Linked DNA regions of Homo sapiens: region 2 is linked to region 1. A link is a loop called in an ENCODE intact Hi-C map of the cell type or tissue named here. Cell type or tissue: GM12878. All regions are shown on one strand. Each heading gives the region's core, and the rest is flanking DNA. Links, peaks and the distances in the headings are about the cores only.

Region 1 (13,158 bases), core at 4,766-12,765:
CAGGAAGATGGATCCAAGGAAAAGGCCTGCTCAGGCCGTAGGAGTGGACTCAGGGTCTTTGAGTAGGGAATTCTGGGATCCTGGGGAAGGGTGAAATCCAGGAAGGAGCATCCTATTGGCTCTGTGGACTCCTTGCCTCATGTGGAAGCACTTGCTGAAGGAGAACAGAGTGATGGACTCCAAAGGACCTGGGCCCAATGCTCAGGGCTAAAGGTGCCATGGACCAGGCTGATCGGCCCTTTGCATTGTGGACCTGGCCTCTGCCTCATTGTGCTTTTGTGCTATGACGATGATGCTCTGGATCAGGGCAAGTGCAGGGCATATGTCCTGGGAGTGTGTAGGGGGGTGGCCAGGCTCTTCAGATGGTTCCTACACTTCAGTGCCCCACCCTCTCTTCAGGGGCTCCATGTTCCCAACAAGGACAGAGTATACTGGATTCCTCCCCATCAAGTTTTGTGATATTATCATAGACACAAGCAGATCACAAGCAAAGCATAGATCTGTCCCCAGCAGTCAATGAGAATTGTTAAACGTCATTAGCTACCAGCTTCCTCCTTTCTCTCTTCCCCATATGGATTTTATTATTGCCCCTGAAAGTTCTGGGTCTAAATGTAATGTTTCAAGAATCAGCTAATTGTGGCTAAATACTATTATTTTTTACTGGGACCCCTGGAGGATCCTGAGATTGTAAAAACTGTGCCTGAAAAGTTCCTTTCCTCACGATGTCTTTTTTCCTGAATTGAAAAATTACTGAATATGTCAGTAGACATGCATAATGGATTGATAGATTAATTTTCCATTTTCTTTGGGAGTTTGTGTAGGGGAGTGATTCCTGTTGTAACATTGGTGGGTTAAGGGCTCCACTAGGATGTGTGGTCTGCCACTGCTACTTTGGACTAGTAACTAAAGCTTTCATGTCTCAGTTTCCCCATCTGGAAAAGTGGGCAATAATAGAAAAATAGAAAAGCATTACTGTGAGGTTAAAGTGAGCTGATGCATGTAGAATGCTTATAGCAGTGCCTGACACACAGTTCGCACTCTGCTGTTAGCTTATATGTGTGCGCATGTGTGGAGCTATCTTCAAATATGATTCAGAGGAAACTACTCTGTGAGGTTGGGAGGACTGAAAAGCAAAAGACTCTGCCTTGAGCATGACACTGAACAGCCTGAGGCTAAGAGGACAGATGTAAATGGCGCTGGTTCCCTTATGGCAACCTTTGCATGCCCTTTGGCTTGTCTGTGCATTACTCTCATCGTGTAGGACCTGGTGTGCTTAGCTGATTGGGACATTAACCATTCGTGTGCTGAGCGATCACAAGTGAGATTTCATGACTGTTATTCAGGTCATTGTCTTTGTTCTGTGACTTTGGTTTCTTTGATGGTCCTGGTCTATTTTATTGGTCAGGTTGTTTATTAACAGTCCTCCTGGACTCTGGGATTGTCAGTCATTTTCTCTTTTATTTTTCTCCATTTTCTCTTTTAACTGTCCTTTTTATTCTTTAGTTGTAAGGCCTTTAAAACATAGACATCTTATCCTTTTTTTAAAAAAAAGAATTGTAGTGAAACACACATGACATAAAGTTTGCCATTTTAACCATTTTTAAGTTCATATTTCAGTGATGCTAAGTACATCCACGTGTTGTGTAACCATCACCACCATCCATTTCCAGAACTCTTTACACCTGGAATAATTGAAACTCTGTACCCTTCAAACCATGACCCCCCATAACCTTACCTCCCTCTAGTGCCTGGCAACCACCATTCTACTTTCTGTCTCTATGAATTTGACTGTTCTAGGTACCTCAAAAATGTACATCTTTTTGAACAGTAATATATCCCTTGAATTAAAAGCTTTTTTTTTAAATAAGATATTTGTTTAGGACTTTTACAGCTATTCATGCTTTCCTTTTGCAAAATAACTTACTTATTGTGGCCTTACACAACCACTATGATTGGAATTTCTTTCCACTAGCATCTTTGAAGTTTAACTCCAAAGAAAGTAATCTCTAGCCATCTATAAAAATGACTGAAGGTTAACATGAGAAGTGAAATGCTGAAGATAAAATGGGAAGTGTCCCTGAATTTCACTCCCTTTCCTTACTCCCATAGCCTATAAAAGTTGGCTGAAAAATTGTGCCAATATCAAAACAGACCTTCATAGAGATCCTAAAATTTTACCACTGGAATCATTCTCCTCTCTTGACATTATGCTCATTTTTCTCTTTGCCATGCTTGACCTATCCTGAAGCTGGAGAAGAAGTATTAGTTCCAAAAATTTTCTTCTTGTGAAATGATTTGTCCTGACTGGAGGCCAAGAGCTTTCAAAACTGTGTTCTGCTGTGATTCGTGATGACTTGAATGCTTTTTAGAATTCTTACAGTCCAGGCGAATCATTGGAGATTCTTCTTCAAGAGTCATAAATGGGAAATGTATTGGCTTGAAAGAACAGGGAAAGAGGAAAAGACATTTTAAAAAATGATAATTTATTACAAAAAAAAACATTAGCTGGGCATGGTGGCCGGTGGTGGCAGGCGCCTGTGGTCCCAGCTACTTGGGAGGCCGAGGCAGGAGAATGGTGTGAACCTGGGAGGTGGAGCTTGCAGTGAGCCAAGATCACGCCACTGCACTCCAGCCTGGGCGACAGAGTGAGACTCCATCTCAAAAAAAAAAATAAAAAAAATGATAATTTATATGTTAGATTGAAGTTTCAAGATTTTACTTTTTAATGAGCATTCATTCTGAAATTTTAATAAATCATAGATGAAACTACTTACTAACCCATTTCTTGAAAACAACTAGTATAGAGTAATTCTATAGTGTCAGCATATTGTACATAAAGACCATTTAATTTTTATGGAATGAATGTTAAAAATGTCACAATCAGTTTTTCATCAGTATTTGAATAACTATTTGAATTATAATTATTTTATACAATAAAATTAATAAGGTAAAAATGAGAGGGATGAAAGAATTAAAGACAAGAACTCCAACTAACCCTAATGGTTGGCATAGTTGCTGTAACTGAGTGCAACATTTGTCCCCAACTTCCTGGCAGTGAAAAGAGAAACTCATTATTAGGAAGGAGAATGCCTACTAATTCCACAGGAACACAGATTTGTCTGGCAGTGTATTCCAAAAGGAATTTCTTTTGCAGGAACAATAAGTGATGTAACGCACAGTTTTTATGAAAAATCCAGAAGTAGCTTTCATTTTCTTCTTCCTGAGAAAGCCAGTGAAAGTTGGAGGAAGTGACAAGGACATCAATTCTGCAAGGAGGCTAAAGTTGTCCAAGAATTTAATCTCCTATCCCAGGGCTGTAATTATAACAGATACAACTCAGGATGTTAGACTCCCATTCCTACATGCCCTTTGCTGAACCAGGCTTTGATGGAAACTGGACTGCACATGATTTGAAGTTGTCTCCTTTGACAAGAGCCTGGAAAATTTTAGTCTCTGTTGCTGGTTAAGGCCAGATCTGTTCTCTTTGAAAACCAAACAAGCAGATGGTGGGGGCTGACATCCTTTTATAAAGACCAAGCAGCCTGGTCTGTGTGCTTGTTCAGGTGGAAGCTACCCTATCTGAGTATGAAGATGAGCTGCAGAGGTACCAGCAGAGATGCAGGCTTCCTGGGGGAAGCAGCCCTGTGACTGCCCCAGAACTTAGACAAATGCTTGATTGAAATCCCAGAGTTCCACCCCACAGAGCAGCAGAGAAGGTTTTGGCCTAGGAGCTGTTAGGAGCAGGTGTGACCAGACGGCCTCCCCAGCCATAGGAAAAGCTCCCTTAGGCTCCCGTGGTGCCTCCAACCCTGAGAGAGATGGTCCTCTTGTGAGCCTGCCAGGATGAATTAGCTGCAGAGGGCACCCCAAGTCGCTGAATGAGCTGACTTGTGTTTCTGATGGTTTCATATTGACCGATGTTAGAGTACATCTGCTCCAAATAAAAACTGTGGCTTAAACGTCAACTTTTAAGCCATTTCTATTTTTTGGAGAGTAGTTCAGTGTCATTTTTGTCCTGGTACTCTTCATGGTTTAATATGGTAAATTGGTGCCATGGTACCTGTTCAGTTATTGTCTTCCCATCGGCTGTCGTGGATTACTGTGACCTATGAAAGATCTGAGACCTAATGTAAAATATACAATTATATTAATTAAATACGTTGGAAGAAAAAAAATTGTCAGAAAAAAACCCATCCCTTGCTTCTCCTGGGAATTGTATTTACCATTATACCAACTATCAAATTACCTTGGCTATGTCTGTGCAAGTATTAGTTCATTTTTAACAACAGAAGAAGTTTGCAAAGTTTCCAGAACAGGTAAAAGTAACTTAAAGACATTGTCAATTTTTAATTGTAGTTTCTGTGTCATTTTACACACAGTTTCTTTTCTTTTCTTTTTTTTCTTTTTTTCTTTTTTTTTTTTTTTTTTTTGAGACAGAGTCTCACTTTGCCTCCCAGGCTGGAATCCAATGGCGCGATTTTGGCTCACTGTAACCTCTGCCTCCCAGGTTCAAGGATTCTCCTGCCTCAGCCTCCTGAAAGCAGGGATTACAGGCATGTGCTACCCACCTGGCTAATTTTGTATTTTTAGTAGAGACGGGGTTTCTCCATGTTGCTCAGGCTGGTCTCGAACTCCTGACCTCGGGTGATCTGCCCACCTTGGCCCCCCAAAGTGCTGGGATTACAGGCATGAGCCACCGCGCCCAGGGTTTACATACAGTTTCTGTGTGCTAGTCTCCTGGTAGCATTTATTTGATGAGGTTCATTTTAGAGATTGCTATGCATGGGAGCTCTACACATCTCCTATTCATGTAGGAGATTAGTTGGAGCATTAAAGTCTCTTATGAGCAAGAATTAAATCAGGTGTCATAAAATCTTTCCATGGGCCAGTGAAAGATCGGAAGTTGCTCAAGATGGAACCAATTGGAAATGTGCTCCGAACAACCCAGGGGCAGCACAGCTCGTGGTTGCCAGGAGGAGATGCTGGTTCAGTTTCATGGACCTTCTGTTTTCTTAAGACAACATGGAAATTCAAAACTTTTTAAATGTGAAAATTTTCAATCTCAAATGTTAGTGACTAATTAAAATTTTCTAAAAAATAAAGCACCCTTGTTGGTCAGATCCCGACCACGTGCTTTTGACTGTGACCTCTGGCTGATCATCAGTTGCTAAGATTTACCCATCATGCTACTTGTAGACTGAGATCCAGTCTTAAACTTGCATTCAGGGCTCTGGCAATAAGTTAAATTAAAGTTATCCTTTCATTATAGAGACCTATATGTTTTATGAGAAAGAAAATGTTAAGTTTTTTTTTCTCATCATAAATTTTGGTGGTCCCTGTTGGAAATCACCATATTGGTGGGAACAGATAAGAAAAGTGCTATATAAACACTCAGAGAGAAATACAGAGTGTAATTTTTTTCTTTATAATATTTTGAAGATTTTTTCTCATAATTTATGTATTGAAGAGATGTGAGATATTATCAATTCAAATTTCCTCTTGCACTAGAGGCTGGGTGACATTAAGCTCACCAGCTAGTTAGTAACCAAGCCAGGCCTTGAAACTGGTCTGTTCATTTTAAATAATAATTAGCATTAATTGAAATTCTCATGTGCAGTCTGGTTTTCTAATTTTCCCAACAACCCTAGGAGGCAGTTACTGTCGTTACTGCATTTTGCAGACAAGGAAACTGAGGCGTAGGGACTTGTCTCAGGTCATATAGCCAGTAAGAGGTGAAGCTAGTGCAGTATGTTTAGTCCTCATCCTACACTACCAATTATTTTCCAGGCACTCAAATTTGTAAATGCCCGGAGTATTTGGGCTGTTCTAATAAGCTGCAGTTTTCAGAGGCATTGTGTAAGAATCTGAAGATTTCTTATTTATCTCCTATTGTTGCTCTATGTAAATATAATACAGGACATCATCCTAAAAAGTATCCCTGTTCTTTTCCATTGACTGCTGTGTTTGGGCTGTGATTATTTGTAAAGGTCCATTGTGCAAAAACTCTAGAAATTATTTATCGTGAAGGTGCTGGATTTACAAGTCCCCAGTCCTAGAGCGTGGTACAGTGGCTATGGGCTCAGACTTCAGAGGCAGGTACATCTGGGTTCAAATCCTGTTTTGGCAGCTATGTGACTTAGGGGAAGTGATCTGGCATGGCGAGGCCCCAGTTTTGTCTTCTGAAAAATGGGAACAATCATAGAACTCTCCTGGTAGCATTATTTTGTTAGGAGACAGTCCCTGGGTAGCCTTCTGGCTAACACCAGTTAGCACTCCATAAAGAGGGAGTTACTGGTGCTACTTCAAAGCTCATGGCCAAAAAGAAACTGAAAGCTGAAAATGCCACTGCTCAACAGCATGCAGTAGTAAGCTCTTCAAATTTAGATTTTGGGCTTGCTCATTTAGCGTTCTTTCCATTCACGTCCTCACAGTTGGGGTGCATACCCCCTCAAGAATAGAGCCACAGACTGAGAGTCTGATCTTCCGTATCACCTGCACCTGCTCAGGGACTGACTTTCAAAACTCTTTCTCAGCATTTTTGCTGAGAAACTGAAACTGGCTAGCTGTGAACCCAGGGACCAAGGGAATTTTTTTTTTAGAAAAGGATTATTCTACTCCCTATGAAAGAAACCTTAGAGCAGAGAGAATCCTGTCATAGTTGAAATGCCGTGGCTGTAAGCCTGGGAATTTGAGGTCTATCTACTTTTATCAAATCTAATCTATCAATCAATCATCTATCTATCATCTGTCTATCTAGAGATGATAGATAGATTGATAGATATCATCTGGAGATGATAGATTGATTGATAGATTAGATTTGATAAAAATCTATCTATTGGCCGGGCGCGGTGGCTCACGTCTGTAATGCCAGCACTTCAGGAGACCAAGGCGGGTGGATCACGAGGTCAGGAGATGGAGACCATCCTGGGGAGCTTGCAGTGAGCCGAGATCGCGCCACTGCACTCCAGCCTGGGTGACAGAGTGAGACTCCGTCTCAAAAAAAAAAAAAAAAAAAACACACAACAAAAAACTTCTATCTATCTATGTATCTATCTATTTTATTGATCTATCTATAAGGAGGGAGGATGGGGTAGCAGGAAACGATTCCACTTTGAAGAGTCACCATTTGAAATATTCACAGCTGCTTCCATTTCATTTTGATGTGTTGCCAAAGTACAGTTCAGGTAATAAAGTCTAGGCTAAAGGGGAATTTTTCTTTTGAGTAATACCACTATTAAGCTAATATGCTTAAAGACAAGATGCATTAGATACTACTCCTTGTTGCTTGAAGAGATTACCTAGAGGAATTATTTGATAGGTTGTTAAAGCAAATGTGAAACCTTTTAAAATGTAATGAGGACCCTTTCCAGGAACCTGTAAGTCAAAAATATTTCTGTGAATTTTCTCTAAAATTACCTCTTTTCTCTTATTTTCCAAAAAGCCAGCTATAAGCTTTTTGTTAAGCCAAAGAAGAGGAAATTCTTTACCCTCAGAAAAATGTCTTAGTAAAGGTCCTGAATGTCAAATTGAGACTGGAGAAGATTTGGTGACAACACAAAACAAGATGACAAATAGCATGTACTGTGTTTATGTTCTAATTCTTTATCCACTTTCCGATCACTCTTCAAAGCTTGAGCTCAATGCCCTTTCTCCTTTTAAGCCTTCACTGACCTGCCCAATTATTTAAATATATATAAACAAATATATATTTCCAATAATTTTTGTAGTTCCTTCCACTGTGCCCTCACAGGGCAAGTGCATGTACTTCTTCTTAAAACCTTTTCTTTTTGGCTCATCATATCCTGTGGCAGTGTCCACTGTCTCTCCTTAGAGCATCATCTCCTTCAAGATAAAGAATTGCTGGATTTGAAGAATCATGGAGGCCATTTCTAGTCTTACATTCCTCACATGTTGGGGTTCTGTGGCAAATGAATGCTTATCTGCTGAGGGCAATTATTATTATTATTTTAGACAAGATCTTGCTCTGTCACCCAGGCTGGAGTGCAGTTGGCGCTATCATGGCTCACTGTAGCCTTAACTTCTTGGACTCAAGTGATCCTCCCACCTCAGTCTCCCAAGCAGCTGGGACCACAGGCACCTGCCACCATGCCCAGCTAATTTTTAAATTTTGTGTAGACAGGGTATTACTATGTTGCCCAAGCTGGTCTCGAACTCCTGGACTCAAGCCTCCTGCCTTGGCCTCCCAAAGTACTAGGATTACAGGTGTGAGCCACTGTGGCTAGCTGGTTTTTATCACTTAAATAAATAAGTAAATAAGTAGTGGGTTTGAATATGTTGTGTTCTTGTAATCTAAATTAGCTTTTAGATTGGACAAATTTGGGGTTCCAAATCAGCTTTCCACCCCCTTCTGTTATTGTCTTTCCTTTGTTTGCTTGTTTTCTGCATGAGAAGTGAAGCTGTGTCCTATGACGGTGATAAACTCCAGGTGGAGGATCAGTTTGGGTGCCCTAAGTGAGCAGACATTCCTTGAGCATCAGCTCTGTGCTAGGAAACGGAGATCAGTGAGATGAGATGAGGAGCTAGCAATTCAGTTATGGGGTCAGGTAGACTCATAGAAAAATAAAATTGAGGGTACAAAGAGTACCTCCCATTGCTCTAATTCTTAATTGCAAACTTACAAGTGCAATAAATGCTAAAACTGCATGCCAACCGATGGAATAAAAATGTTCTGATTGGAAAAAGCATTTTTGGTGTTGTGTCTACAAATCACTCAAGCAGTCGTGGAGGGTCCTGGGATAGATTTAGATGAGTACATTGATAAGACTCTATCATATAAGATCCAATCTTTAGGGCAATAGTTAATGACCTTGGGATGTAGTAAATGTGCAAAAAATAACAGCAAAAACTGCCCTCATAATATGAGGTCCTAGCAAGAGTCCTGTATATGGACTTGGTAAGGGAGGAAGGCACATTCTGGGCAGAACAGGATGGTTGAAGGCCACCAATGATTCCTGGCAGATTATTAATAAAGGTTGAGGGCCAGGGACCCTGAGGGACTGACGAGGTGAGAGAAATTCCTAAGGAGTACCAAATGAAACAAAAAATCCGAATTCACCATGCCTCTTGGTCACTATTTAAGGGCCGCTGACTTGCCTAAGAGAGCATGCAAGCAACGTCTGCAGGCTGGGGGGTGGAGGGAAGCTCAATTTTCTGAGAAGATGAAAACTCCGTGGACCTCGTGAGATTCCTGTGAGGCAAGTGCGGGGACATGGGCTCTGGGGGCGGAGGGGCTGTGCTTGGAAGCCCCTGGGCCTAAGCTTTCTAGAGCAGTGGGCCTAGGTTAGAGGAGTTTGAGGTTGTCATGGAGAGAAATCTCCTGGTTGGGGTGTGTGCCACAATTCTGGGCCTTCCCACTGCTCCCTTGAGGGAATGGCACCCTTTTTGGAGATGTGTTTTATTAAGCAGAGCTTGACTCGGTGAAGAGCCCACAGTGTCACTGCACTTTAACAGGGGCAGTGGGGAGTGGTTTTCTGGGAAAGAGCCTGCTGCCCGCCTGTCAGTGGCCCTGACCTGGCACTTCCTCTCTCCTTCCTAACCCTGTGCCTTTGGGATCAGTTGCCCTGAGGCAGAGAGCAGGAGAGGCCAGGGCTGTGGAGATCCTCCTGGAGGCAGGTGGAAGTCACCAGGAGGGGGCAGCGCAGCACACACCTTGGTCTTCTGTTTCCATGCGGAGGCTGTGGAGCAGGGAAAGAAAGCTGTTAGCTGTTTGCTGTTTGGGTGGTCCAGGGAACCAAGAACTTGAGCTCGGGTGTGTTTGTCCACTGAGTCACTGAGAAACCCTGGGGTCTGGCTTTCCTGCAGTTATTTCCTTTGTATGGTTGTTGCAGTCTCTGTCTCTCTTTCTTTCCCTCTCTCCCTCCCACCCTTTCTTGCTTGCTGTCTCTTTCTTTTCTTTTTTCTTCATAAATTTTAAAAATTCAAAAAAGTATAATGACATAATAACTTTATATAATTACATTCAGAAATAATAGTTGAATATTTTTAAGCTATTTTTTCTTTTAATAAAATAGTTTAGCAGTTTAATAACATAAATGGTATAAATAGTTTCTGTGTATGTGTGTGTGTGTGTGTAACCCCAGACCCATTCTCCTTTCCCAAGGCCACCTTCCTTGGAATCATCTTTCTATACTTGGCATATCTACTTGACTGTGAACACTATGTGATATTATTTTTTGTGTATTTTTAAAAGTTCACACAGATTGTTTTATGTTACATGTACGTATCAGTATACAATTTTGCTTATCTTCTTTCTCACTTCGCATAGCAGTGTCTTTCTGTTCAAATATGTAGATCTGATTTAATCTAATATATATATATATATATCACCTTATTTTAAACAATGTCTATTTCTTTATGGATGGACACTCGGGTTGTTCCAGCTTTTGACTCTATGACAATGAATGTTGTAATATTCTACTGATCATATTACAATGACTCTTCTTGAGTCCATATGTGAGAACTTCTCTTGGATGAATACCTGGAATAGAATTGCTGGGCCCTGAAGGGTTCTGATTTATAATTTTCCAAGATACAGGCCAAGTGCTTTTCAAAGTAGTTATAACAATTTACACTTCCTCCAACAATTTCAGAGAAATTTCATCACATCCATAGAAATGTTTTACATTGTTAGACTTTAAACATTTTGTCAATCTAGTGGGAGAGGAATAATATGTCATTGTTATTTTAATTTACATTTCACATTTCTTGGGAGATAAGCAACTTTTCATGTTTCTTGGCCACCGAAGTTTTCCCTCTGTGAATTCCCTGTTATTCACCTTACTGGCTTCTTTTCTAACCCTATGATTTGATTCTTCACTTAGTGGTAGCTAAGGAGAGTTTCTTAGGGGGTAGATTTCCTGAGCAGTTTGTAGCTAGCATCTATATTGTGGACATGACTACACGTAGTAGCTTATGAGGGGGAATTCTTAGGATCTACTACTAGAGGAGCCCTTGCTGAAAATTTTTTTTTTTTTTTGAGACGGAGTCTTGCACTGTTGCCCAGGCTGGAGTGCAGTGGTGTGATCTCGGCTCATGTCAAGCTCCACCTCCCGGGTTCACACCATTCTCCTGCCTCAGCCTCCTGAGTAGCTGGGACTACAGGTACCCGCCACCACGCCTGGCTAATTTTTTGTATTTTTAGTTGAGACGGGGTTTCACCATGTTAGCCAGGATGGTCTCAATCTCCTGACCTCGTGATCCGCCCGACTTGGCCTCCCAAAGTGCTAGGATTACAGGCGTGAGGCACTGCTCCTGGCCCTTGCTAAACTTGTAATCCAGCTCTTCTGTTGGCCTTTCCATCTTGACAAGAAGAAAAATGTATTTATTTATCCAGGGCATTCTTGCCCCCACAGTAGAAGCGTATTCTCTAGTGACCATTTTTCATAACTTCTTTTGATGGTGCTTTTGAATGGTTTTCAGCAAAATTTCCTGTCTGGTCTTAGATTTCAGAATAGTGGTGCTTTGCTTAATTGGCTCATTTTCATCTCATGAATACTGTGAATTTACCATTGACCAAATTTATCCTCATCTCCTTCTTTCTTGGACACTGGTGACTAGAAAGCATAGAATTAAGCTTATGTGTGTGTTTTTTTTTTTTTCTAACGAGTGTATGCATTTCTAAATTGAATTCCGGGCTCCGTTGATATCTCTTTATTTTTAATTTATTTTTATTTTTAAATTGTTTTTTTTCTTTTTTTTCCCACATAGTTTTGTGCAATCCATTGACATCTCTACCCCTGTCTTTCTCTCCTCTATGCCTTCCATTTTTATTTGCTGGTTCGTTGTATTCTATTGAATAAAACCGGGGAGTTTATAAATTAAATGTCTGATGAAAAATGAAAAGAAAGGGCATAAGTAACAAAAAGTTAAAGATGAGTGCCTTGTGCAGATCATAATAAAGTCCCCATTGAGTTCCAGGCCCTTGTTGTGAGCATGGAGGATGCAAGGATAATCCAGGAAAAGAGTGAGGAAGAACTCTCAATGACTTCAGGACAGTGACAGGCCTCATGCTTACACAGCTGGTAGGAGGGGACAGGCTTGCCTGGAAGTCTGGATTGTGACTCCAGAGGAAAACTCGCCCACATTATCTATCCTTTTTGCTGTCAGTTGCATGAGAAAAAGTATTAAAATTCAGGGCTCTTTAGAATGCAGTTCTTACTGTGAGATCATTTAGAAGAGTGAGGTCACTGTGGTCTCTATTGAAAATGTTGGTGAAAAATCTTGCAAAAATGTATCTAAAGTATGATAACTCTGAAACAGTTGATGTTAAAAATTGAGCATTCCTTTCAAGTCTTAAAATGTTTCTTTCTTCTATGTGTGGTGGGAGGAGAGAAGGGAACGAAAGCTTCCTGCACATTTATTAAGTGTGCCAGGCCCTGGGTATCAGGGACAACCAAGAATTTTTTCAGAAGAAGCCGCCGTTCTATCTTGGAGGCTGGTTTTTTATGTAACAGGGGACAATGTTTGTGTGGATGCTTTTAAAAGTATTTCTCTTTGGTGTAATTTTGTCTTCTCAGAGAATCTACTGATTTTTATTTTTAAAATTTATTTTCTAAAAAGAGGTGCCCAAACCCTTACTATACAGCTTGTCATCATTTTCTTTCACACAGTGGGGGACCTATAGATGCTGTGTGTTCCTCCCCATCATTTAATATTTTTTTCATTTTAACTCACATTGTTAACAGCAGGGCTGCATATTTGTTTTCAGTGTCTTAATTGGAATATGTTATATATCTTAAATTTTTTCAAAAAGAAAGGGGAGATTTCCTCCTGGCATAATTTCTTGTAATGCCTTTGTAACTCCAAGTGCAGTTCATCTTTTCTCCATCTGTCCATCCATCCGTCCATCCATCCATCCATCCATCCTTTGAGTACCTACCTTGTACTGGGTACTGAGCCAGGTGCTGTGATGCATATTAAGAATTATAAAACAGATCTAGCTATCTCAAAGACATTGTGATCTAAGAAAACTGAATAGACAGGTACTTAAATAACTGTAGTACAGGGTAGAGTATAGGAAATTCCATGATGATGGTTTTAATAGTTATTTGTTTGGATCACTAGGGACTTTACTGATTGCAAATGATAGAACTTAAGATTAACTTAGGTTAGTGACATCTAGCCTGAGAGACAGTTGTA
Region 2 (17,309 bases), core at 5,041-13,040, 370 kb after region 1:
CCCTATTTCATGCTTACATGCAGACCCGTTTTAGCTTTTACCTTGTAAAAATGGGATTCTACCCATACACCTTGCTCTCCATGTTGCCCTAAAGAATCTGCCCAGTAACCAGTTCTTGTCACTTTCATCACTTGCCTTATGTTGGTGTGAAGGAAATCAGATGTCACTAATAGGAGGGAGGGGTCCCAGGCACCTCTAAAATGAATAACAAGGTCCTTCCAGAAGGAGAATATTCCTGTAGAAATTCTAGTTATTGTTGCAATTAACCCAGTGAATGAGGATTTGTTTATTGAATGCAGCACAGGGCAACTGCATGATGAATTGTCAGGAAAGACGTCCAAACTTCTTTAACTTTCATTGTTTGCACTGAAACATGGAATTAATATGGCTGATTTGAAGGGGAAGAGACATCTCGGAGGGTCACTGCAAAGTATTAAGGATCTGAATTATGGAGTATTTTAAAGGAATGAAATCTTGTGACATTTAAGTTCTGAAATTTACCAGAAATAAAATATCTACAAGGAGATCTGATGGTCCTGCCTATAGAGAAAATGTGAGTGAATAAATGAGTGAGCCAATGAATGAAATTCACTGGATTCTGGGGGTGAGGAAAACAAAGAGCTAGTGACATGAAAGATTATTTGGGGTTTTAAGGGCATGATGTATTAAATACTATTAAATTGCATAGCAAAAAAATCACATTTTTAATTCCCTTCATACATTTTGATTCCCTAAGGAGGAAGGCTCAATGCACAGCTATTGATTCACACTTTGCTAACCTTTGCCAATCACCCTTAAAAATATGTAAAGAAAGAGAAGATAATTCTTCAGCCTGGAGCCATCAATAGACAACATCTAGCCAGAAATTAATAACTTGTACTGTTTCATTTGAATTAATGTTTACTGATAGCTTTTATTTATGAACTGACTCTTATTTTCATTTACCTATGTGACATAAAGTTTCCTCTGGAAATATATTTATTTATGGAAAAATGAGAGTAGATATAAAGCAAAGTATTCCTGAAGCAGTACATGTGATTCAAGATATGTGAAACTCCAAGCATGTTATATGAATGACAGATGTTTGGGAAGCACTGCGTTAACACATAAATTGTTCATATACCACAGTTCTTTAAATATTTGTTGCTTAAAGTAGGTCAAACATGTCCCTTGTTTACACTATTACTTGCTTAGCATGTTAGTTTCTTCATAGATGCTGTAAAAAATCATTTCTTCCAATGCAGAGACATTTTTGCACTTTCCCAATTATTTGAGCCAAATTTAATGAGATTTCATAGTAAAAGAATCCTAATGTGGAATATTAGCTTCACAAAAAGTAATGGTCCCTCAGGAAATCAGGAAATTGTTTTATGACTAACAATTTAGGCTAGGGTAGTTGTTTGGAAAGCTCATGGGATCTTCTAATATCCAGGGCAATTGATGGAGAATAAAGACAATTATGTTTACATTCCAATCCTCTCTTTAATCAATTTTTCTTTTTCTATAGCTTTGTCTGCCTTTTCAAAATAGGAACAGAAGGAAAAAAAAGGTGGCTTAATGTGAAGGTGGTGTGGGGAGGGGGTTGGAAAGTAGGTAAATGGGCTGAATTAAAAGTAATGAAAAAAAATGAAAACAGAACCTTGACAGGGGAAGCATTTTATAGATGATTCATTCCAAAAGATAGCAAAAAACACATCCTTTGGAAATTGGCAGATGTGACTTCAATTGCTGGCTTTGCCACCTACCAGCCATGAGCCTCAATTTCCTCATTAGTGTATAGTATAATGGCGTGATTAAATCTTGCTCATTGGAAAAAAGCACAAGTGGGAAAGACAGGGTAGGGGAATAAGTCAGGAAACAGCTTTGGGGGGTTGATTGAAAAAGTATTCCTCTTCCTAAAAGAATTTGGAAGTCGTAGTTTTCAATCAGAACAATTAGGATCTGTAAAAGTTGTTCTTATGAAGATAAATCAAAGTACATCTATTGTCAGACAGAAATATTTTCAGAGTGCAGCTATAGAGCAACATAATTGTTTTTCAATAAAAAAGCACATATTTACAGGGCTCTACAAATATTTGATCAAGACCTAAAAGCATAACCACAGTGATCTTTACCTATGAAGACGCAGAGGCAGGTTTCTCTTACAGTCTGGAGAATTTTGGCCTCTTTCTAAGCATTCATGAATTTTAGAAGCACAGAATCCAGGTTTTGCTCTATATCAGCTATATTAGGGTGAGATGCTGGCCATGGGTCATATTTTCAATATAAAACTTACTCTCCTGCAACAAGTGATTAGCTCTAATCCCCTTTAATTTCTTACAGATCATGGGCTTAGTTAATATGCATGTCTGTCATAAGGGGCTGGCATTATGCTAAAAATCTGGTCCCAGCATGTTGGGAAATGTATTATGAACAATGTCATCTTTACTTAGCTGAGACTCTCCCTTTAGTCTGAAGACGAGTGATTAAGAGTAAGTAAAAGAGGAGGAGAGCAGAGTAGTGACAGGTCTTGGTGAAGTGCAAGATTTGACTGGGGTCCGTACACTTATGGCAGATAGTGGGTTTGATGAATGCAGTGGGAGGAGGATGCATATGGAGCCCAGACTCTGCAGAAAGGAGTTCCCACATTCATTCTCGAGAGGGCAGGAAATTTAAGATGAGGCCAGGATGTCTAATACCATAGCTAATCCAAAAAGCCAGGCAGGCCTCTCTGTCCAAAGTAGGAACTGGCTAAGTTGAACTTTTCTGACCACCTTGAGAGTGTGAGACAGCCCATAGCCAGGGGTTACCTTTCTCTATTTTGTTGGAATACCAGAATTAGTGCATCACAGTGTGCTAACGAATCTGTGTTTGGGGCCAAGAATTCCTGCCTCAGACATCATCCTTAAGACTATTATGGCTTGCCATTGTCTTAGCTCACTTTCCTGGCACACTAACTTCAGAGAGTCTTCAAACAGGATGGTCACCACTGTAGTAAGAATAGGACACTGGAAAGCATGTTGTAACTGGGAGGTAGGAGGCAGGACTCAACTCCAGAGGCAGGGCTTGGACACTGGACCAGATTGAGGACTAGCTAAAACAGGGAAGAGGTAACCTCTCCACAAGACATGCCCACTAGTGTGCATGTCAGTTTCCCATTGCCATGGCAACACCTAGAAGTTACTGTCCCTTTCCAAGCCAATGACTTGACAATCTGAAAGTTACCATCCTTTTTCTAGAAATGTCCACATAATCTGCCCCTTAATTTGCATAAATATGACTAAACAACTGCCTCTGAGCTGCTGCTCTGGGTGCACTACCTGTAGGTAGCCCTGCTTCACTAGGAGCAGTACCTCTGCTGCTGCTGTACACTGCCACTTTAATAAAAGTTGCCCAGCACCACCAGCTTGCCCTTGAATTCTTTCCTGGGAAAAGCCAAGAACTCTCCTGGGCTAAGCTCCGGTTTTGGGGCTCACCTGTCCTGTATCAACTAGAAAGCTTTATGTGACTTAAAACAGGCTCATTAAGAGATGATTCAGTCCCAGGGTTGTTGGGTGATGTTCCAAGGGGCCCAGGAGGGGATGCCTTGAGGAAGGAAGAGATAGTGTTACTGACAAAGCCAGTCCTCCAAAAGATGGGTTCTTTCTTTGTTTGGTGTCATGAAGCCAATATGTGAAACCAAAAGTGATTGTCAGGCAATGCAGGCTTCATTTGATGGCCGTGGAACTGAGAAGCAGGAGCGTGGCTCACAAATCAACTTCTCAGTTCATGAGAGCTAGGAAGCCACAGATATGGGGCACCTTAAATGTAGGTGTTGGGTATTAAAAGCAAGGATAGGAATATTCATGTCTTTTCCAGAAATAGGCAGACAATTTCTCAGGACCAGAGTGCTGCCTTCCTTTTTGTCCTTTTATGGTTTCTTCCAGTCATTGTCATGGTGATTGTCAATAGTCATGGGCTGGAGGGAAGGTCATTTAGCATGGAAATTAGATTATAATGAAGTTAGAGGTTCTGCAGAGGTCAAGTGAGCTGCCGTCTTGGATCCTTCCAGTTTCAGCCAATTTGGTCGCCAGGGGAAACTTCTAATTGCAAGCATCCTGTTTCTTAAAGATAAGCAGAATTAAGGTGGAGTAAAATTTCAGCTAGGTCACATAACAGTAGGTTTAGGGTCGACTGAGGTGTTGAGGGATGAATCCCCGTTGCTGACTCAGTCAGAGCAAACTCATTTTTAATTGATATTCATATTGGGACGCTAAGTCAGATTCTTTTTAAATTAGATGCACTTCTGAGGCTCAAATCATCACAAGAACCAGTAACAGGACCCAATCTCCCCATTTTCTAGGTGCTGAATTGAGGCCCATGGAGATATTCAACGAGAGTTGTGAGCCAACTGCTGCATCAGGTGTGTTGTACAGTGGTGATCAGGACAGATACCTTCCCACTCTCTTGGAAGTTACATTCTGCTGAGTGAAGTGGAAGACGCCCAGATAGCAAACAAATCATTAATAAATTATACAACAGTTTCTGCTCCGGGTCAGCCTGGAGTGCTCTTGAGCACCCAGTCAGGCTCTAAAGAAGTCTCATTCCTCCTTAGTCTTTCATAGGGTTCTAGAGATCCCCTGGGGTTTAGAAATGCCCTGAAGCTCTCCTTACATGGGGGTTGGAGAGAGTAGCCTGGGTGCAGGTGACCTGGAAATGCCACCTGCAGGAAGGCAGCCTACTGGGCTTGCCACTCTCTCTATGGCTCTTTTCTCAGTCCACATGTCAGACACATCCTGGCAGCAGATATTCTCACAGTCAACTAATTGGGCTTAGCCCAGTGCCTCTCAGAAGCTTCTCCTTATTAGCAACTTGATCCTGCCTCCAGGTGTCCCAAGTTCCTACCCTTGGGCTATTAATGTTTTACCTCAACATTAATGAATGCTCCAATGGAACCTCTTCCATCAGGAAAAATTTGATCCCCTATCAGAACTTCTCCTAAATCATTTCCAACAGAAAATGTTTCTCTTCTCTCAAGAGTAGGATGCCCTTGGTCATTAGAATTGCCTGGCCTGCATGAGGTGGAAAGAGTGGAGGGAGGGAGGAACAATTTCACTGTGATCCGAGAAGAGTCATTTTTGCACGCCAAATGGAAAAAATGACTCTTTTTGTAGCAAACGCAGAAAAAAAGAAGAAAAGCAATATATTTCCACATATCAATGATACACTGAATATTCAAACACTGAGATCCTGCTACCATGCCAATTGTGGTAAATGGTTTGATAGACAAATGTGGAGTGAGATGAGAACTTGTAACGAGGGGTTCTGACCCAGCCGAGGGGTTCAGAGAAGTCATCCCTAAGGGGGCAAGGAGAAAAGAGTGTTCTTAGCAGAGGGAAGAGCAGGCTAAAAGCCCTGCGGGCTGGATGCGGTGGCTCACGCCTGTAATCCCAGCACTTTGGGAGGCCAAGGTGGGCGGATCATCTCAGGTAGGGAGCTTGAGACCAGCCTAAAGAACATGGAGAAACCCCATCTATGCTAAAAATACAAAAAATTAGCAAAGCATGGTGATGCATGCCTGTAATCCCAGCTACTCAGGAGGCTGAGGCAGGAGAATCACTTGAACCCGGGAGGTGGAGGTTGCGGTGAGTCGAGATCTCACCATTGCACTCCAGCCTCGGGGGGCAACAAGAGCGAAATTCTGCCTCAACAAAAAAAAAAAAAAAAAAAAAAAAGGCCCTGGGGTAGCAAAAGACCTGGCATAGTCAAGGAACTTAAGGTATCTTAATGGAGCTGGAGAGAAGAATGGGGGGATGAGCTTGGAGAGATACACGGGCATAAGTCATCTGAGGCCTTACAGGCCGTGTCACACAGGGCTTCACTATGAGGGATCAGTGAGCACATGAAAGGTTATCAATTTACGTTTACCAAAATTGGAGGAAGGTAAAAGGTAGGTCAGTTAGAAAACTATGGCAGTCTTTCAGGAGAGAAATAATGTTGTCTTACATTTGCTGGTGGCAGTGGATGTGGGGAGGCATGAATGAATTCAAGAGATATTTAGGTTGTAGAATTCCTGGGGCTTGACCAGGCTGAGTCAGAAGAAAACAGTATTTTAAAATTGACTCTGAGGTTTATCATGAGAAAATAGGTGCCACTGAGTGAGGTGAAAGACAATAAAGAAAGCATCATGAGTTCAGCTTTGGATGGCTGAACGTGTCATTGTTCAAGGCTGCTGTAGTGGTTCTTCCCAGCAGAAGTACCCTGCACAAATCTCAGTGAGGTGATCAGCAGCCCTAGAAGGCAGAGCTCCAGACTCTAATCTCCACCTTTAGATTCCCCAAATTCCATGGCCATAACTGGCCACTTTTGAAAGGTGATTTTCTTCAGAATTCCTTTGAGGAAGGTCATGCTTTTGGCCTGTGACTTTGATGTCAGGTGTTAATAGTACTCAGCCTCTAAGAGAGACATAAAAAACAAAATCAAAGGGAAAGGTTTCTTTCCCCTTGGGACATTCCTAAGATCTTATTTCAGGAAAGAAAAGGGGGCTGAATGTTAATGTTTCTCAATGCCCAATAAGGCTTTAAAATCCCATTGATAGTTTAGCAACCAGAAGAGACTTTCTCAAGTCTACTGGCACATGACAGAAGGTGATGATGAACCAGGGTCTCTCAGAAGGTAAGAGAAACCAGTGCCTCTTTCATTTTTTGAGTCATTCCTGATATGTTAAAAATAAAGAAATGCTAAAACAGAGATATAAAAATTGTGCCATATTTTAAATATTTTCAATGAAGAACTTAATGCTGTTAACAAACACAATGCCATATGAGCCATTCACGATGGTATTAAGAGATTTATGAATATTTTTAGGTATAGTTCAATATAGGCAGTGTGGTCTGGAAACAGGTAGACAAATATAATTTTAAAGCATATTAACACCAACTCCACACGACATATAGGAAACGTGTGCCAAAGTTTCATTTGATTAATGCAGGAAAAATGACACCAGTTAAAAAGGAGGCTATGAAAAATTGAGATTCTTACAGCAAATGGGCAATTCAGGAATGCTAAAGTATGATTACTAAATTAGATATTAAATGATGAATATGCCACAGAGTAATGAAACATAATCTGTGGCTTATCTTATCTTAGAGCCAGAAAAGAAATTTATCACACCTTATTGGTTTCTCAGAATTGTAAATATCTGGACCCCAATCAATTGTGCGAACTCAGTTACCTTTCCCTAGAGAGTCTGATGACCCTTCATCAGACCTGTTGAGCAATGCATGGTATTAAAGAACATACAATCATGCTTTGCCTTGTTTCTAAATTTTTCTTAGCAAGACACAAGTTTAAAATTGTATGACAGACATCTGCTGCTTTTAGTCTTACCTCTGTGACTGGTTGCATAAATATCTATTCCCAGGAGACCAGGGCAAATAGTCCTTCTACATCTTCACCTTCAATACACGAACACCAGTCAGTTGTATCAAGCTGCAAGCCAAAAATAAAATTCTAAGGCCCCCAGTTGACTGAACGGATGCCTCTTCTTGGCCAAGGGCATTCCAAAGTAAACCGAAAAACTAGTTCAGGTGGCAATGGAAAGGGGAATCAGACCTGCCTCATTATACCCTCCTCCCTTTGGGATTCAGGCATAACTTACCAACATTAACATTAAAATAGAGATCTTAAGATTGACAAAACAGACTCTCTAGCAAATAAGATACCAGATTCGAACCTGACTCTGGTATAGCATCACATGACAGACAGTAGGCTCTGAAAAAAATTGAAGTATTTTTCCCCAAACTATATTTTTTGGACATATTTTGAAATGGCCCTGTAAAGTTGTCTGACGGAGAAAATCTACATTCTGTACAGAAGGCTCTTTCCTTCCCAGGTCCTTTCCTGATCCAGGAGAGAGTTAATTCTTAAAGATTAAAATTAGATTAAAGATTAAGATTAGAGAAAGATTGAGATTAGACTCTTATATCTAGCACATTTTAGAGTCCGATAAGAGACATTTACCATCTATTCTCTCTGAAGCCTGCTACCTGGAGGCTTCACCTACCTAACAAGAACCTTGGCTTCCACAGTCTCCCCTTATCTTAACTACAAACGTTTCTTTCTGCTGACTTCAACACTTCAGGCAGAAGTTTCAACCAATTATCAATCGTGAAATATTTAAACCACCCAAGATCTGGAAGACTTCACTTCTCCATATTCTGCTTTTCTAACAGGAATCAATGTACACCTTACACGTATTGGCTTATGTCTCTGCCTGTAACTTCTGTCTCCCTAAAATGTATAAAATCAAGCTGTAAGCCAACCACCTGGGGTATATGTTCTCAGGACTTATTGAGGCTGTGCTTCAGGACTTGATCATTCACATTTGGCTGAGAATAAGCCTCTAAATATTTTACAATGTGACTGTTTTTTGTTGGCAAAGCTCCAAATTGAAAAAATATTCTTAATCCATTGATAGTTGTTTAATAGTGAACTGAAGATTTATATAAGGCAGGCTTCTCATGTTGAAAAGTGCTACTGTATTCTCATCCATCAGAGAAAGCTGTTGAAGAGGTGAGAAGAGGCAATGTAATGTGAAATATCACTTTTTTAAGGCAGTAGTACTTGAGTGAAATTCTGTGAAGAGATGCAGGGATGGATTGTTGAAAATTTTATGTAATAGAAGAAAATGTCTCATAATAAGTTATGTTCAGAAACTAAAATTCTGTGAGTATGACCAAAATACACTTATCTAATACAAAAATCTCTTCCACAGTGAATACCATTAGGGGCTTATTTAGGAGTATGCACTTATATTTGCAATTTAATAGTCATTATTTTTGGAAGTTTTATTAAATCTGTAGAACCTATGCTGTTATGGTTTTAGTATGCATCAATAACTTTTAAAACTAATTCTAAGTTCACTTTGAAAATAGATAATAGAAAAATTGCATGGAAAGTTACAAATAAGGTGTTGAAAAGATATAAATATTCACCCCAAATCAATTACTACTCTTTTCTCTAACTCAGCATCTATCTAAAAATATCCTGGCAATCCAGAAATTGACATGTCTCCACAGTCCTGTGCAAACACTATTTTGAAATCTAGTTTAGCAAAAACAAAACTTCCAAGAGGAACTAAGATCGGTCACCTGCATTTTCTGCTGAGGGTTGCTGAAGGCAACTTTAGCTGCGTTGTCAACAGTGCTTGCATGCCTCACCTGGAAGGAATGGGACATTTTGGTGGTATTTGTAATGGGACCAGGATCTGTATTTCAATTCAATTCCTACTCGGTTAGACTTCAAAGTTATCCTGGGATTTTAATTAAGCACTTGTTGAATAGTAACTGTATGTGTGTCTCTGTGTTTTCTCTTCCACTTTTTCTCAAGATGGCACCCTGCTTCATTCATCCTTGATATGGTTTGGCTGTGTCCCCACCCAAATCTCATCTTGAATTCCCATGTATTGTGGGAGGGACCTGGTGGGAGGTAATTGAATCACAGGGGCAGGTCTTTCCCATGCTATTCTTGTGATGGTAAGTCTCATGAGATCTGATGTTTATTTTAAGGGGGAGTTTTCCTGCACAAGCCCTCTTCTCTTGTCTGCTGAGATGTGGGACATGCCTTTCACCTTCTGCCATGACTGTGAGCTCTCTCCAGCCACGTGGAACAGTTAAGTCCAATAAATCTCTTTCTTTTGTAAATTGCCCCGTCTCAGTTATGTCTGTATCAGTAGTGTGAAAACAGACTAATACTGTAAATTGGTACCAGTAGAGTGGGACGCTACTGAAAAAGATACATGAAAATGTGGAAGCAACTTTGGAACTGGGTAATAGGCAGAGGCTGGAACAGTTTGGAGGGCTCAGTAGAAGACAGAAAAATGTGGGAAACTTTGGAACTTCCTAGAGACTTGTTGAATGGCATTGACCAAAAGCCAGATAGCAATATGGACAATAAGGTCCAGGTTGAGGTGGTCTCAGATGGAGATGAGGAACTTGTTGGGAACTGAAAGCAAAGGTGACTCTTGTTACCTTTGGAGCAAAGAGAGTGGTGGTATTTTGTCCCTGCCCTAGAGATTTGTAGAACTTTGAACTTGAGAGAGATGATTTAGAGTATCTGCTGGAAGAAATTTCTAAACAGCAAAGCATTCAAGAAGTGACTTGGGTTAAAAGGCATTCAGTTTTATAAGAGAAGCAGAGCATAAAAGTTTGGAAAATTTGCAGCCTGACAATGTGATAGAAAAGAAAAACCCATTTTCTGAGGAGAAATTCAAGCCAGCTGCAGAAATTTTCATAAGTAACGAGGAGCCAAACGTTAATTCCCAAGACAATGAGGAAAATGTCTCCAGGGCATGGCAGAGGTCTTAACGGCAGCCCCTCCCATCATAGGCTTGGAAGCCTAAGAGAAAATGGTTTCCTGGGCCAGACCCAGGGCCCCTGTGTTGTGTGTACTCTAGGGATTTGGTGGCCTGTGTCCCAGCCACTCCAGCCGTGATTAAAAGGGGCCAAGGTACAGCTCGAGCTGTTGCTTCAGAGGGTGGAAGCCCCAGGTCTTGGCAGCTTCCACATGGTGTTGACCCTGTGGGTGCACAGAAGTCAAGAATTGAGGTTTGTGAACCTCTGCCTAGATTTCCGAAGATGTATGTAAAAGCCTGGATACCCAGGCAAAAGTTTGCTGCAGGGGTGGGGCCCTTATAGAGAACCTCTGCTAGGTCAGTACAGAAGGGAAATGTTGGGTTGGAGCCTCCACATAGAGTCCCTACTGGGGCACCACCTAGTGGAGCTGTGAGAAGAGGGCCATTGTCCTCCAGACCTCAGAATGGTAGATCCACTGACAGCTTGCACCATGCGCCTGGAAAAGCTGCTGCAGATACTCAACACCAGCCTGTGAAAGCAGCCGGGAGGGGGGCCTACCCTGCAAAGCCACAGGGGCAGAGTTGCCCAAGACCATAGGAACCCACCTCTTGCATCAGCGTGACCTGGATGTGAGACATGGAGTCAAAGGAGATCATCTTGGAGCTTTAAGATTTGACCACTCTGCTGGATTTCAGATTTGCGTGGGGCCTGTAGCCCCTTTGTTTTGGCCAATGTCTCCCATTTGAAATGACTGTATTTATCCAATACCTGTACCCCCATTGTATATAGGAAGTAACTAACTTGCTTTTGATTTTACAGGCTCATAGGCAGAAGGGATTTGCCTTGTCTTGGATGAGACTTTGGACTGTGGACTTTTGAATTAATGCTGAAATTAGTTAAGACTCTGGGGGACTATTGGGAAGGCATGATTGGTTTTGAAATGTGAGGACATGAGATTTGGGAGGGGCCGGGGGCAGAATGATAATGGTTTGGCTGTGTCTCCGCCCAAATCTCATTTTGAATTCCCACGTGTTTTGGGAGGGACCTGGTAGGAGGTAATTGAATCACGGGGGTAGGTGTTTCCCATGCTGTTCTTATGATAGTAAGTCTCATGAAATCTGATGGTTATGATAACAGGGAGTTTTCCTGCACAAGCCCTCTTCTTCTCTTGTCTGCTGCGATGTGAGATGTGCCTTTCACCTTCCGCCATGATTGTGAGGTCTCCCCAGCCACACAGAACTGTAAGTCCAATAAATCTCTTTCTTTTGTAAACTGCACCCTGGTCTCAGGTATGTCTTAATCAGCAGCATGAAAATGGACTAATACAATCCTTATATCTCTAGCACACATCCAACTGAATGTCACTGTTAGTCCATTTGCATTGCTATAAAGGAATACCTGAGGCTGGTAGTTTATACAGAAAACAGGTTTATTTGGCTTACATTTCTGCAAGTTGTACAAGTTTGGCACATACATCTGTTTGGTTTCTGGTGAGACCTCAAGAAGCTGACAATCATGGCAGAAAGCAAAGAGGAGCCAGTGCATCACATGGTGAGAGAGGGAGCAAGAGAAATAGGGAGGAGATGCCAGACTCCTTTAAGCAACTGGATCTCATGTGAACTCACTGAGTGAGAACTCACTCATTACTGTGAGTACCAGCAGCAACAAGCCATTCATGAGGTATCTGCCCCCATGACCCAAACACCTCCCACTAGCCCCATCTCCAACATTAGAGGTCACACTTCAACATAGGATTTGGAAGGGATGAAACATCTAAACCATATCAGTCATAGACGTGGAAGACACACAAGATGCTTGTTGTTTGACTGATTGGAATTAAATTGTTCCACTTCTCAGGGAGAAATGCCACAATCACAAGCTTCCCACCTGGGGCCCAGGATGCCATAATACCAGGACATTTCCTAGGAATTGAGCCATTACCTCTTCCTCCTATATTGAACATTTGGGGAAGGGGATAGGAGGGAAGTACATGCAATTTTACACAAAATGTGCATTGCTACCTGTAGTAGGCAGAATAACGGCCCCCAAAAATATCCAGGCTCTAACCCCTGAATTATGTAAATGTTACCTTTTTAGAGAAAACTGTATTTGCAGATGTGATTCAGTTAAAGATCTTGAAATGAGGAGACTAACCTGGATTATCTGGGTGGGTTCTAAATGCAATCAGAACTATGCTTATAAGAGAGAAGCAGGGAAATTTTGATAGAGAGAAGGCCACACGAAGAAAGAACAACAAGAGATATGAAAATGCTGGCCTGGAAAATTAGAGTGATGATGTGATCACAAGCCAAGACAGTCCCTAGAAGTTGCAAAGGCAAGGAAGGGATTCTTCCCTAGAGTCTCCAGGGGGAGCCCAGCCTTAACACCTTGATTTGACCCAATGATATTGATTTTGGACCTTTGGCATCCAGGACTTTGGTAAGAATAAATTCATGTTTTTTTTTTCTTTTATTATTATACTTTAAGTTTTAGGGTACATGTGTACACTGTGCAGGTTAGTTACATATGTATACATGTGCCATGCTGGCGCACTGCACCCACTAACTTGTCATCTAGCATTAGGTATATCTCCCAATGCTATCCCTCTCCCCTCCCCCCACCCCACAACAGTCCCCAGAGTGTGATGTTCCCCTTCCTGTGTCCATGTGATCTCATTTTTCAGTTCCCACCTATGAGTGAGAATATGCGGTGTTTGGTTTTTTGTTCTTGCAATAGTTTACTGAGACTGATGATTTCCAATTTCATCCATGTCCCTACAAAGGACATGAACTCATCATTTTTTATGGCTGCATAGTATTCCATGGTGTATATGTGCCACATTTTCTTAGTCCAGTCTATCATTGTTGGACATTTGGGTTGGTTCCATGTCTTTGCTATTGTGAATAATGCCGCAATAAACATACGTGTGCATGTGTCTTTATAGCAGCATGATTTATAGTCCTTTGGGTATACACCCAGTAATGGGATGGCTGGGTCAAATGGTATTTCTAGTTCTAGATCCCTGAGGAATCGCCACACTGACTTCCACAATGGTTGAACTAGTTTACAGTCCCACCAACAGTGTAAAAGTGTTCCTATTTCTCCACATCCTCTCCAGCACCTGTTGTTTCCTGACTTTTTAATGATGGCCATTCTAACTGGTGTGAGATGGTATCTCATTGTGGTTTTGATTTGCATTTCTCTGATGGCCAGTGATGATGAGCATTTTTTCATGTGTCTTTTGGCTGCATAAATGTCTTCTTTTGAGAACTGTCTGTTCATGTCCTTCGCCCCCTTTTTGATGGGGTTGTTTGTTTTTTTCTTGTAAATTTGTTTGAGTTCATTGTAGATTCTGGATATTAGCCCTTTGTCAGATGAGTAGGTTGCGCAAATTTTCTCCCATTTTGTAGGTTGCCTGTTCACTCTAATGGTAGTTTCTTTTGCTGTGCAGAAGCTCTTTAGTTTAATTAGATCCCATTTGTCAATTTTGGCTTTTGTTGCCATTGCTTTTGGTGTTTTAGCCATGAAGTCCTTGCCCATGCCTATGTCCTGAATGGTAATGCCTAGGTTTTCTTCTAGGGTTTTTATCGTTTTAGGTCTAACATTTAAGTCTTTAATCCATCTTGAATTGATTTTTGTATAAGGTGTAAGGAAGGGATCCAGTTTCAGCTTTCTACATATGGCTGGCCAATTTTCCCAGCACCATTTATTAAATAGGGAATCCTTTCCCCATTGCTTGTTTTTCTCAGGTTTATCAAAGATCAGATAGTTGTAGATATGTGGCGTTATTTCTGAGGGCTCTGTTCTGTTCCATTGTTCTATATCTCTGTTTTGGTACCAGTACCATGCTGTTTTGGTTACTGTAGCCTTGTAGTATAGTTTGAAGTCAGGTAGTGTGATGCCTCCAGCTTTGTTCTTTTGGCTTAGGATTGACTTGGCGATGTGGGCTCTTTTTTGGTTCTATATGAACTTTAAAGTAGTTTTTTCCAATTCTGTGAAGAAAGCCATTGGTAGCTTGATGGGGATGGCACTGAATCTGTAAATTACCTTGGGCAGTATGGCCATTTTCACAATATTGATTCTTCCTACCCATGAGCATGGAATGTTCTTCCATTTGTTTGTATCCTCTTTTATTTCCTTGAGCAGTGGTTTGTAGTTCTCCTTGAAGAGGTCCTTCACATCCCTTGTAAGTTGGATTCCTAGGTATTTTACTCTCTTTGAAGCAATTGTGAATGGGAGTTCACTCATGATTTGGCTCTGTTTGTCTGTTGTTGGTGTATAAGAATGCTTGGGATTTTTGTACATTGATTTTGTATCCTGAAACTTTGCTGAAGTTGCTTATCAGCTTAAAGAGATTTTGGGCTGAGACAATGGGGTTTTCTAGATACACAATCATGTCATCTGCAAACAGGGACAATTTGACTTCCTCTTTTCCTAATTGAATACCCTTTATTTCCTTCTCCTGCCTAATGGCCCTGGCCAGAACTTCCAACACTATGTTGAATAGGAGTGGTGAGAGAGGGCATCCCTGTCTTGTGCCAGTTTTCAAAGGGAATGCTTCCAGTTTTTGCCCATTCAGTATGATATTGGCTGTGGGTTTGTCATAGATAGCTCTTATTATTTTGAAATATGTCCCATCAATACCTAATTTATTGAGAGTTTTTAGCACGAAGGTTGTTGAATTTTGTCAAAGGCCTTTTCTGCATCTATTGAGATAATCATGTGGTTTTTGTCTTTGGCTCTGTTTATATGCTGGATTACATTTATTGATTTGCGTATATTGAACCAGCCTTGCATCCCAGGGATGAAGCCCACTTGATCATGATGGATAAGCCTTTTAATGTGCTGCTGGATTCGTTTTGCCAGTATTTTATTGAGGATTTTTGCATCAATGTTCATCAAGGATATTGGTCTAAAATTCTCTTTTTTGGTTGTGTCTCTGCCTGGCTTTGGTATCAGAATGATGCTGGCCTCATAAAATGAGTTAGGGAGGATTCCCTCTTTTTCTAATGATTGGAATAGTTTCAGAAGGAATGGTACCAGTTCCTCCTTGTACCTCTGGTAGAATTCGGCTGTGAATCCGTCTGGTCCTGGACTCTTTTTGGTTGGTAAGCTATTGATTATTGCCACAATTTCAGCTCCTGTTATTGGTCTATTCAGAGATTCAACTTCTTCCTGGTTTAGTCTTGGGAGAGTGTATGTGTCGAGGAATTTATCCATTTCTTCTAGATTTTCTAGTTTATTTGCGTAGAGGTGTTTGTAGTATCCTCTGATGGTAGTTTGTATTTCTGTGGGATCGGTGGTGATATCCCCTTTATCATTTTTTATTGTGTCTATTTGATTCTTCTCTCTTTTTTTCTTTATTAGTCTTGCTAGCAGTCTATCTATTTTGTTGATCCTTTCAAAAAACCAGCTCCTGGATTCATTAATTTTTTGAAGGGTTTTTTGTGTCTCTATTTCCTTCAGTTCTGCTCTGATTTTAGTTATTTCTTGCCTTCTGCTAGCTTTTGAATGTGTTTGCTCTTGCTTTTCTAGTTCTTTTAATTGTGATGTTAGGGTGTCAATTTTGGATCTTTCCTGCTTTCTCTTGTGGGCATTTAGTGCTATAAATTTCCCTCTACACACTGCTTTGAATGCGTCCCAGAGATTCTGGTATGTTGTGTCTTTGTTCTCATTGGTTTCAAAGAACATCTTTATTTCTGCCTTCATTTCGTTATGTACCCAGTAGTCATGCAGGAGCAGGTTGTTCAGTTTCCATGTAGTTGAGCGGTTTTGAATGAGATTCTTAATCCTGAGTTCTAGTTTGATTGCACTGTGGTCTGAGAGATAGTTTGTTATAATTTCTGTTCTTTTACATTTGCTGAGGAGAGCTTTACTTCCAAGTATGTGGTCAATTTTGGAATAGGTGTGGCGTGGTGCTGAAAAAAATGTATATTCTGTTGATTTGGGGTGGAGAGTTCTGTAGATGTCTATTAGGTCTGCTTGGTGCAGAGCTGAGTTCAATTCGTGGGTATCCTTGTTGACTTTCTGTCTCGTTGATCTGTCTAATGTTGACAGTGGGGTGTTAAAGTCTCCCATTATTAATGTGTGGGAGTCTAAGTCTCTTTGTAGGTCACTCAGGACTTGCTTTATGATCTGGGTGCTCCTGTGTTGGGTGCATATATATTTAGGATAGTTAGCTCTTCTTGTTGAATTGATCCCTTTACCATTATGTAATGGCCTTCTTTGTCTCTTTTGATCTTTGTTGGTTTAAAGTCTGTTTTATCAGAGACTAGGATTGCAACCCCTGCCTTTTTTTGTTTTCCATTTGCTTGGTAGATTTTCCTCCATCCTTTTATTTTGAGCCTATGTGTGTCTCTGCATGTGAGATGGGTTTCCTGAATACAGCACACTGATGGATCTTGACTCTTTATCCAATTTGCCAGTCTGTGTCTTTTAATTGGAGCATTTAGTCCATTTACATTTAAAGTTAATATTGTTATGTGTGAATTTGATCCTGTCATGATGATGTTAGCTGGTTATTTTGCTCGTTAGTTGATGCAGTTTCTTCCTAGTCTCGATGGTCTTTACATTTTGGCATGATTTTGCAGCGGCTGGTACCAGTTGTTCCTTTCCATGTTTAGCGCTTCCTTCAGGAGCTCTTTTAGGGCAGGCCTGGTGGTGACAAAATCTCTCAGCATTTGCTTGTCTGTAAAATATTTTATTTCTCCTTCACTTATGAAGCTTAGTTTGGCTGGATATGAAATTCTGGGTTGAAAATTGTTTTCTTTAAGAATGTGGAATATTGGCCCCCACTCTCTTCTGGCTTATAGGGTTTCTGCCGAGAGATCCGCTGTTAGTCTGACGGGCTTCCCTTTGAGGGTAACCCGACCTTTCTCTCTGGCTGCCCTTAACATTTTTTCCTTCATTTCTACTTTGGTGAATCTGACAATTATATGTCTTGGAGTTGCTCTTCTTGAGGAGTATCTTTGTGGCACTCTCTGTATTTCCTGAATC

Evidence for each region. Peaks named below come from ENCODE experiments on the same cell type or tissue, not always from the same donor. Only the 100,000 strongest peaks of a DNase experiment are listed, where the experiment ranks them.
Region 2: a loop joins it to region 1, with 2.4 times the contacts of the local background. A loop is called at or near these places in 2 of 110 quality-filtered maps.

The regions. Positions count from the first base shown.
Region 1 is chr9:84,688,059-84,701,216 of GRCh38, forward strand. The region is part of intron 2 of NTRK2 (neurotrophic receptor tyrosine kinase 2); the gene reads left to right. Among named protein-coding and RNA genes, the nearest start is that of NTRK2, 25 kb to the left of the region's middle. RefSeq lists an enhancer at 6,028-6,287. In GM12878, for the core only: a CTCF peak has its summit at 9,655 (motif pointing right); a DNase peak (open chromatin) is centred at 6,403; H3K27ac peaks cover 902 bases.
Region 2 is chr9:85,058,890-85,076,198 of GRCh38, forward strand. No RefSeq gene overlaps it. Among named protein-coding and RNA genes, the nearest start is that of NTRK2, 400 kb to the left of the region's middle. In GM12878, for the core only: no CTCF peak of the experiment used is centred there; a DNase peak (open chromatin) is centred at 9,106.